2 separate regions of the Mus musculus genome follow, and region 2 is linked to region 1. The links are chromatin contacts, found by POLR2A ChIA-PET in ENCODE. All regions are on one chromosome and are shown on one strand. Each heading gives the region's core, a stretch centred on a gene start or an enhancer-like site at or near the end of the contact. The rest is flanking DNA. Distances are from core to core; before and after follow the strand shown.

Region 1 (4,879 bases), core at 713-3,212:
CACGAGGTAAACAGCCTCCGCTGCCATATACTCTGTGGCATGATCTACTTCCTCACCACTGTTCCAAAGGCAAGCATGGCAGAAATTTCTGAATCAAGATAAACTTTTTTTTTTTCTGTTATTAATCTCATTTTGGAACAGTGATGGACAGCTGACTAATACAGCCAACATAGTAACTACCACTATCACTGGAACAACAGTAATAGAGAAATCTATAGTTTGATATATTTTCACAAATTGAACTTACCCAGCTCAGTACTTGGCTCAAGAAGCAGAACTATTATAAGCTTGAGGAGTCACTCTTCTTCTTTCTAGTCACTGTCACTCCCACCTCTCATAACAATGCCTCAGCTCTGGAAATTTGTGAGTATGCCCTTGAGTGGTGTGTGTGTGTGTGTGTGTGTGCTTGTGGAGGCCTGAGACTGATGGAAGGAATCACACTTGTTTGTTCTTCCATCTGATTTAATGAGACAGGTTCTCTCAATAAAACAGAGTCACCTTTCAAGGACAGATCCCGGTGGATCACAACACCCACCCGGTATTTATGTAGATTCTGGGGAATTTGAACTCTGGCTGTCACGTTTGCTCAGCCAGTGCTTTAACCAGGATGGTATCTCTCTGGTTCCCTTTGATGGTTTTTAATTTATACAGGATGTCAATATTTAATCCTTTCCCTTCCCTTTACCCAAGTCTCAAACCCTTCCCAGTGTCCACAAACTCCCTTTTCTACATCCTTTTGATCCTATTTTGGGCTTTGCTTTTGAATGACCATTTGCAAAGGTGCCCTGTCCACCTGACTATGTATAAAATTCCAAGACTATAATATAAACTAACACGGTCAACTAGTCCCGCAGTATTATATATTCCGTTTTCATTCTCATCTGATCTTTGCTTTGCATGCTCCCAGCTCCAGGTGTTCTCCGGGTCTTGACCATTCTGCCTTGCCTTGGGATAGCTAATTCTTTAGGGTGAAATTTTTATTTCTTTCTTCTTTATGGATACTTTTAATTTGAACCAGTTTTAGAATCACAGAAAAGTCACAAAAACAACACACAAAGCTGTAAACTCCTTACCCATGCCCCCCTGTCATCCATCATATTATGTAATCACAGAATGATCACAATCAGGTAACACTGATAGAATCAACTACAGATTTTATCGGAAACTGCTAATTCTCTTAGTGTTTCTCACTCTTGTTTCAGCCAGCATTTCTCCCTGAAGCCATCTCTCAGCTCTTTCATCCTCTATGAACAGGGATCATGCTAAGTGCTGCTTCTAGACGCTTTTCCTTTCGCAGCCCTAAGACTGAGACAGGTTCTAACGGATCAGGAATCCAGGCTGTCATGTAGGAACTTATTCCACGTTCTACGAGGTCACGGAAGCTTCGGGAGAGCTAGGAAGAGGCGGTCTTCACGGGTAGGAAGGTAGAATCCAACCGGCGTGCATAAGTCTGGTGGAAACAAACTAGCTTGGTAGCAAACAGCCTGGTCTAGGAGAGCTTTCTACAGCCCTGCCCACAGACTGGCCCTTGGCCTATCCTTTAGGAAAAGCCCTGCCCACTTGACGCTATAAGCACCGCCCAGGGCCTGTGTTCCCGCCCCCTCGTCCTCGCCCTCTATCTCTCCCAGTGCCTTCCAAAGCCTACTCTTTCCTAGCCTCAGAAGCTTGTCCCTCCCTTAGAGCAGCCTTCTGCCCTCCGGTTCGAATTTCTCTCCTCTGTCCCCGCCTCTTCTCAGTCGTCCCCTATAAAACGCCAGAATCCTCAGAAGGGCGGAGTCTGCGGGTCGAGGGGGCGGGGCCTGAGAGTGTGGAGCCGCTCCTTTCTTGGAATGCGGACGGAGACCCCGCCCCTGCGCTCGGCCGTTGCCAGGAAACGGGCGTCGACGCTCTGGCTGGGGCCTGGCCGGACCAATGAGCTGGCACGCCGCTGCCCAGCCGTGCGTCACTGGGCGGTTGCGTGAGGTGCGCGGGGGCGCGGGCTGCGTGTGGCGCGGGGCGGGGCGCGGCTGGTTCGCCTGAGGAGCGATGGCGGCGGCCTGAACTCACCTAGCCCGGCCGCCGACAGGCCCGGGCAGGGCGGCGTGGTGCAAGTGAAAGAGACGCGTGGGCCGCGGCGCGCGCAGAGGCGCAAGGTGCCGAGGGGATTCGGGATGACGGCACCGGGTTTGGAATTGAAGGGACAGGGTGAAGGGTTGGCAGGTGGTGAGGGGCTGCGAACATCTGAGGTAGGGGGGCAGGGGACAGCCTAGGTGCTGTGCACCAGGAAGAAGCCCGCTGGAGGGGATCCTGGGCCCAGCTCCGAAGGGCCCAGTTGAAGGAACTCATAACCACCGTTTGCAAAGGGTGTGGGTTCGCTGAGCTTGGAAAGGTGAGGGACGTCCTGGGACAAGAGTTGAGGGGGTAAGGCCTGTGCGGGGATGGGGAGCGTTAAAGGCCAAGGCGGGAACCAGCGGGGGATGGCTGTGCCTTGGTGTAGCAGTTGAAAGCAGGGCAGAGGAGGAAAGGGGCTTGAGGGTTATGAGACTTGCATGAGAGCTGAGGTTGGTTGTGGGGCCTCCTTGGATGCCCTGTCCAGGGAGAGCAATAGTTTACGATCAAGTAAAGTACAGGCGCAAGTGTTGTGCACTTGGCCGCCCTGTGCCCATAGATATGTTAGAGAGTGAGAGAGGAGGAAAAAAAAAAAAACCCCAGAACCACAATAACAAACCCCAAACACCACACACAAAACAGCATCATAAGCAACAGTAACTGTGATAAGGAAAATGTTTGAGGTTTAGTCATCTACAGAGTAATAATGGAACCACAGTTTCCTCAGGTTCTGCTTTTGTAAGGCAGACTTTAAAATGAGGCCATCAGGAAGTTTGTTTTTGTGTTTTGAGAGGTGGAGAGAGAGAACTACCCATATTTTCTCTCTGCCTGCTTCTGGGCACCCTTACTACATTCCTCCTTCCCTGTTGCTGTCATCTGTATTGGACGAGCAGTTGCTTTCATGGAAGTCACATGGCTTGTTATATGCAGCACTGTGTTTAGGTTTGCTCTTCTTAGGAGTTTGAAAAGCAGGAACAAAAAACCCATGACTTTGTGGAAGCAAATTTTTGTACAGTAAATGCTTATACTTTAAGTGTACATGTTTTGACATATGTGCATATTTGTGAAATCAAGATGCCAAACACTTAGACCACCTGAAAAGTTTTCTCTATTTTACAGCTCATATTTCCCTCTGTATCCTATAATTAAGTTCATTTTATTTGTATTTTATAAGTCCATCTCCTTATCCACACAGACATGAATTTGGGGAAGTTAGTCTCACTAGTGATATGATCCATTCTCTGGATCTTCTCTCTGATCTGACAGTCGGCTATGTAGTTGAGGTGTCTTGAACCTCCTTTAACCATAACAGTATTTAGGTCTTTCTATGAAGACTATCCCTAGAGAATTTGAGGCAGCCTCAGTTTATATTCTGTTAAAGAATCTCAGCTTCAGAGCTAGTTATTTTATCTTGTGGTATATTTTCTTCTCTCTGGAGACCAAAGAGGCCTTCTTCATAATGATATGTCTGGCCAGATAATCAGAACTTTTGAGGACCGACAAGCATAACAGGTTGTAGTAGTGGTTCCCAAACACTGACCTGTGGATCCAGTCCATGGTAGCGTTCATCTGTATAAGACAGGATGAAAGAACTAAAAATAAAGTTATATCCTGGGGGAGTGGCTCAGTGGGAGAGTGCCCTTCCATATTCAAAACTATAAGTTTGATCCCAACACTGCCAAAAGAGGGGCAGGGGTAACTTATTCTAATATTATTGTTCTTTTTTGGTGTTAAGGTGCTCTTTGCTCTTTCACTGGAGAAATAATTAGTGGTAAAGTACATGGTAGGTTTAAAGAAAATGATGAAAATAAAAAGTTGATCACCTTTTTAAAAAATAAATATTTTACTGGTTTATGAAATCCTGACATTCAGAATGATAGTGGTGTGTGTGTTGTTTTAGGTTGAAGAACCATGTACTTATATAGTAATTTTATGTAACTTTAGATATCTGAGTAGCATGCATGCTTACATATTATATTAATTCATTATAAAATCAAAGTGACATGCTTTACATAGCATCCTTAAAATTTGCTGAAATTATGTTGATACCTTGTGAAGTAGGCAAAGGAAGGAATTTTAGAGATGAGTCAGATTCAGAAGCTAGCAGTTTCACAGGGTAGAGGGACAAAACAAGTCAGTTTGGCATCTTCATAGTGCTAGTGACTAGAGGAAGGAAGATTTGTAATAGAAAGTAAAGGCAGTGTGGGCAAAGGGCACATTATATATTGGAAAAGTGATGAAATAGAGGACCTCATACCTGCAAGTAGTATTTCTTTATGATTTGTAATTGTTAACAAAAAAATTAAGGGGCGTGAGCATGTCATAGGGATGAGAGCTTTGTTTAATATTGTATCAATGACATGGAATGGGCATGTATAGTATTGGGCGTATTACTGATAATGTTAGAGAATTTCTTTGCCTTTCTCTCCTCCCCTCTCCCTCCCCCACTCCTTTTTTTTTTGTCCCTCTCCCCAGATGAGGCCTCACAGTGTAGCTTGGTTGGCCACAGAGATCTGCCAGCATCTGCCTTCCAAGTGCTAGGGTAAAAGGTGTTCACTACTATGGTTGGCATGTTAGAGCATTCTTAGGATCTGTATAAATTCTTGGTTCTACTAGAGAAAGCACAGAATTCGGAAAGCTTTTTGTTTGCTATACTAAACTTTTTGTTGCCATAGTAACATTAATTACAATGGATTTTGACTTTTAATTTACAGAGGAATGGTAGGTCTGAGAGGATGAAACATGGATGAGGATGCTGTAGTGATAGAAACATTTTGGTGGTGGTGTGTGC
Region 2 (4,879 bases), core at 1,123-3,622, 150 kb before region 1:
CTCCTCAGCCCCAACAGCACCTTCTCCACCCGGTTCATAACGCATCCCCTTACTTTGTCTCCTCGATTCTCAGCAGCCTGAAGCTCCTCCACCAGCCACTGGAGTTGTCCAGCAGGATCTGTGGAGTTGATCAAGAGCCAAAAGTTCTCACGGGAACAAAAATTCATATTGAGAGAGATGAGGCGGAGGCCAGGGCGTGGGGTGAGGGCATAGAAGCCCCCAATTCTGAAACAAAAGTAACCGAGATGTCAATAGTCCTGCACATCAGGCAGAGGTACACATGATGTCATCTCCCACCCCCAGGAGCTCCCACCCTAGCTGAAGACCAACAGCAGTAATTATAGGGCTCCTCTGACAGTAAAGAAGCCTCAGAGGGTTGAGAGCTTCATGAATTCAGGACAAAGAGTGAGGTGAGTCAGAAAGCAAAGGCCTTTCTGTCGGGAGATGTTATAGGCCTGGCCACGTTGAGAAAAAAATGGGAGATATTAAAGAGGGAGGGAGAATTCATTTTACAAAGAGAGCTACTGTAGGCAAAGACACAAGCTAGGGAGTGGGGATGTACTGCTAGCTCTGAAAAGAGGGTGGCTGGAGATAATTAAAGGGAAGGCAGGGTCAGGTTAGGGAGGGCAGTAGAGAGTGCTGAGGACACCTGCTGGAGTAGTCTACCCAGTTCCCTCCTCCTTTCTCCCTCATCCATCTTTCTTCTTCCTTCCTGGGTTTCCACCGACAGTAAGTACCTTAGGGTGTGAAGGGCATCAGCTGGTAACCAGGGTTCCCATGCCTTGGCCATGGCTTCATAGAGCCATTGTGAAGATTGGTTTCCCTTTATGAAGGGAGGAGGGAAGCCATTGACAGGAGTGCTCTCATGGTTGCCCACAGCAGGGTACACTGGCACTGGGCCCAAGAACTTCCTCACGAGGTCTGTGATGGTGGTCAGGGCCCTCAGCTGATCTTGGCGAGACTGTTGCCAGACATCATGGGCAGGGATATCTCCCGTCCAGTACACCATTTCAAAAGGGCCGGCAGGGCCCAGTCCTTTCAACAGGCTTTCTAGCGTTCGCAAGGGCAGGTCACACTTGCTGTACTCGCCCCAGAACCCAGCCCCCTTCTGGGAGTTGGGTGGCCATCCGGACCCCCGGCGGCAGCAAAGTGGATCTGCACAGTAAGGGTCTGTGCCCTCCAGGTACTCATGGTCCCAGTGTAGATCAGTAAGGAAGAGGACACGGCTGACAGGGGCACCGGGGGCTGGTGGGCTCGGTGGCTTTGGGGGTGGCTTCGGCACTGATGGCAAAGAGATGTTCCAAGTCGAAAAGATGTCCCAGTGTCCACAAGAGGAGCCCAGAAGCAAGCCACAAGCCTCTGATGGGCTCAGAACTGAACGTGTCCACACCTCCACCACATCGTCCTCAAAGAGATGGACGGCTGACTGGCACACATCTAGTGGTGCTATGTTCAGCATCTTGCATATCTTGATGGCCACAGAGCCTACCCGTGCCACATTGGGCTCCTTCTGTGGTGGAAGGAACCAATGAAGTTAGGTCAGAGACAGAACAAGTGAACCCTGGCCACCACTCCACAGGCTTCCATGTCTAAATCGGAGCTAGGATAACTCTGTCACCATGATAAAGAGACATCAGTATCTCCCACACACTGCCCAGCAGTTCAGCACCAGGCCTCTAGCTACCTACTCTAGCTCAGGGTGTGCTACCATTTCAAGCCCACAATTAGCCAGCTGACTTTACTCTCCCTAACTTTATAAAGGTCACAGTGGGGTAGTGGTAACATGGATGCATAGGAAGCACCCTCTACCAGAAATATATTGCCCCCTCCCCCGGGCATACCAGTGCACTTCATCCTGCCCCCAGCATTCCACAACAGCCCTTCACGCACTCACCTTCAGCCCATGGTTGAGAGCAGTGAATAAGACTTTGCAGGCGGGGCAAGTGAGGTTCTGCCACCCAAAGGCACTCTGGAGCGGCGGCGCTATGGCACTGAATTTGACAGAATGGCCTTCAGAAGGAAGAGGATAAGCTCTGGCAGGAACCCAAAGAACCGTGGAGTCAAACAGAGCCAGAACCAGCGCCAAGCCCAGCCCCATCCAAAGGAGTCCCACTCTGGGTGCCGGTAAGGACCTCTCCAGTCTCTGCTCCCAGCCGGCTCTGAGGTGGTCCTGGCCGGATGATGCTCTGTGGTGGGGCATTGCCAGGCTCGTAGACAGGACTGGCTTGCCCCTCCAGGCCCCACAGGCCGAAGCCCTGGCTGGCCCTCGGGGCCCGGGTAACGCTGGAGACACCTGATTACCCTTCGTTGTGGTTGACTGATAGCTCAGCAGCCAGCCACAAAACAGCTCCTCCCCTTCCTGTTCCTCTTATGGCCCAGCAACTGTGGGGGAGCGGCTGTCAAAACCTTGGGGGCGGAGCAAAAGGGGGCTCGCCAACCCGCCCTGATCCGCCTTCTTCAGCCACAGCCCAATCACCCCGGGCGGTCTTAGGACCCGCGGGGTTGGGGTGGGTAGGTGACCTCGGTAGAGACAAGCTTCACCACCCTGAGCCATTGCTGCGCGAGGCTGCGGGCGGCGGCCCCGATAATTTCTGCCCAGAACTGATGGAAGCCCTTTAGGGAACTCCCAGGTGCCCCTCTCTTCCACCCCCCCTCCCCGCTTTTTTTTTTTTTTTTTTTTTTTAAACATTCAGATTCCTAGAATAGATGCCCGGCTCAGCTGGTCATTAAACTGAGAAGATTAACTAGAGAGGGCTGGGGCAGCGATGCTTGCATTGAGCGGATTGACCTGCCATGGACGGTCCTCCCCTCGATTTCCTATGCTCTGCCACCATTACAGCAGCCTTGAATCACTTAAGGTTTTGTTAATGTGTCTTTCTTTTAATTTAAAATTTTGCATTATTATTTATTTATGTGTATGGGTATTTTGTATGTGTGTGCACCACGTGCGTGGTGCCTGCTGGAGGCCGGAAGAGGATCCACCTGGACTGGAGTTATAGATGTATTGAGGTCGCCACGCCCGTGCTGCGTGCTGGGAATTCTACCCAGGTCCCAACACTATTAGGTGTGGGACCTGCCCTGGAGCCTGGTCAACCTACCAGGGGTCGTCATATCCTTAAAAAGAAAACTGCCTCTTCTAGGAGCTCTCCGATGCCAATACGCCTTAGCTAGGAGTGAGCCTTTGGAATTTTGTCTCGCTTGAACATCCTGTGCGTGCTGTCACAATCATGGCGATTTCACTGCATGCAACTTCCCTGTCGTGCCAGAAAAGTTTCCTTTAGTCACCCGCTGCCTCTGGCTCTTCCAGTCTTTCAGTCCCACTTTCAATCACTTAGCCTTGTAAGGAGAGGTGTGATATAGACCCCATTTAGGGAGGATCACTTCGAAGTCTCTTGTTCTCTGATGATCATTTGTAGGTGTCTGTGTTTAACTCTCTCCTGCTTCAAGAAGCTTCACTGGTGAGGACTGCTAAGTGCTCTGATCTACGGGTACACTAAAGTCATTTAAATACTGTGCCTATTAGCAGAATAATAGTAGTAGGTTCTCTGCCCCGCTATGGGGGTTATGACCTATCTAGCCACAGGCCCTTACACTGATAATGGTGCCAGGTATGGGTTACATCTCATCTCTCAAAGGTCTTCTTAAGTGTTTTTAATCCTATTTTATCTGTTGTTGTTTGTTTGTTTTGTTTTTGAGACAGGATCTCACTATGTCTTGCCCCAGGATCCACAGTTCGGGAGCCAGCCAATCTTCTAACAAAGCTTTAATTCAGAATTCTCAGGATAGAAGGGACTTTTGGCTTTGTTTATTTATTTATTTTTATTTTTTCAAGACAGGGTTTCTCTGTATAGCCCTGGCTGTCCTGGAACTAACTTTGTAGACCAGGCTGGCCTCGAACTCAGAAATCCACCAGCCTCTGCCTCCTAAGTGCTGGGATTAAAGGCGTGCCACCACTGCCCGGCTCATTTCCTCCTTTTTAATAGAGAAAGAGTTGGGTATACTCCTGTAACCCCAGCACCTGGGAGGTAGAAATAAGAGAATCAGACATTCAAGGCCACCCTTAGCTACAAAGTGAATTTGAGAAGTTTGAGTCTACCCTGGACTGCTATGAAGCCATACCTCAAAAAATTAAAAAGAGGAATTATATCCACAGTGGCAAAAAGCTTAATTTATCAAATTCTGTAAATGTGCTAAATACTAATTCAGGTGCTTTGTAATGACTAGTTTTCAATTCTCACACAATCCCACAAATAGCAATAATACTGCTATTCTTGAGCTGGTTGAGTGGCACATGCCTATAATCATAACATGTGAGAAGTAGTGCTGCATTTGCATATAAGCTATACACATCTAGATACTTTAAATCCTGTTTATTCCTAATAATAGCAGTAGTTGTTACATTGTATTGTTAACAAGGAAAAAGTCTGTACATGTTTCTTATAGGCACTCCCCACCCTGCATATTTCTGATCTGTGACTATTTGAATCTTCAAATTAAAAAAAACTAGATTTATTCATTTTATATATTTATGTATTTTATCTTCCTATATGAATGTGCACCATATATGTGTACTATGAGAATGCCTGTCACCTGGAGAGGTCAGAAGAAAATGACAGATCTCCTGAAACTGGAGTTGCCAATGGTTGTTAGGCATTGTGTGGGTGCCTGGAATCAAACTAGGGTCCTCTGCAAAAACAACAAATGCTCTAAATGGCTAGGCCATCTCTCTAGCCCCAAATCTTCAGATTTAAATCTTATACCAACACACTTAGTAACTTTATATTCACCTATAAAGAATATAAAGCATATCTTAGGCTGAAGGTGTTTCCGTGATGCTGAAAGAGCTTTGCAGAGCTTCTGTTGGCTGGATGAAAGCGAC

The links. ChIA-PET counts read pairs that join two places held with the same protein, here RNA polymerase II (POLR2A).
Region 2: POLR2A ChIA-PET joins it to region 1 with 12 read pairs in Patski. The contact joins the promoter of Smpd1 here to the promoter of Fam160a2 in region 1. POLR2A ChIA-PET finds 5 or more read pairs at or near these places in 2 of 5 experiments (Patski and embryonic stem cell).

Annotation. Positions count from the first base shown.
Region 1 is chr7:105,397,137-105,402,015 of GRCm38, reverse strand. Fam160a2 (family with sequence similarity 160, member A2) reads left to right here and starts at 1,962. Exons shown (of 12, transcript NM_199009.3): 1 at 1,962-2,132. It also overlaps a transcript of Cnga4 not described here.
Region 2 is chr7:105,551,853-105,556,731 of GRCm38, reverse strand. Smpd1 (sphingomyelin phosphodiesterase 1, acid lysosomal) reads right to left here and starts at 2,372. Exons shown (of 6, transcript NM_011421.2): 1 at 1,895-2,372; 2 at 738-1,510; 3 at 54-225. The coding sequence starts at 2,200. It overlaps Gm39063 (a long non-coding RNA gene), which reads left to right and starts at 2,371. Exons shown (of 3, transcript XR_869857.2): 1 at 2,371-2,630.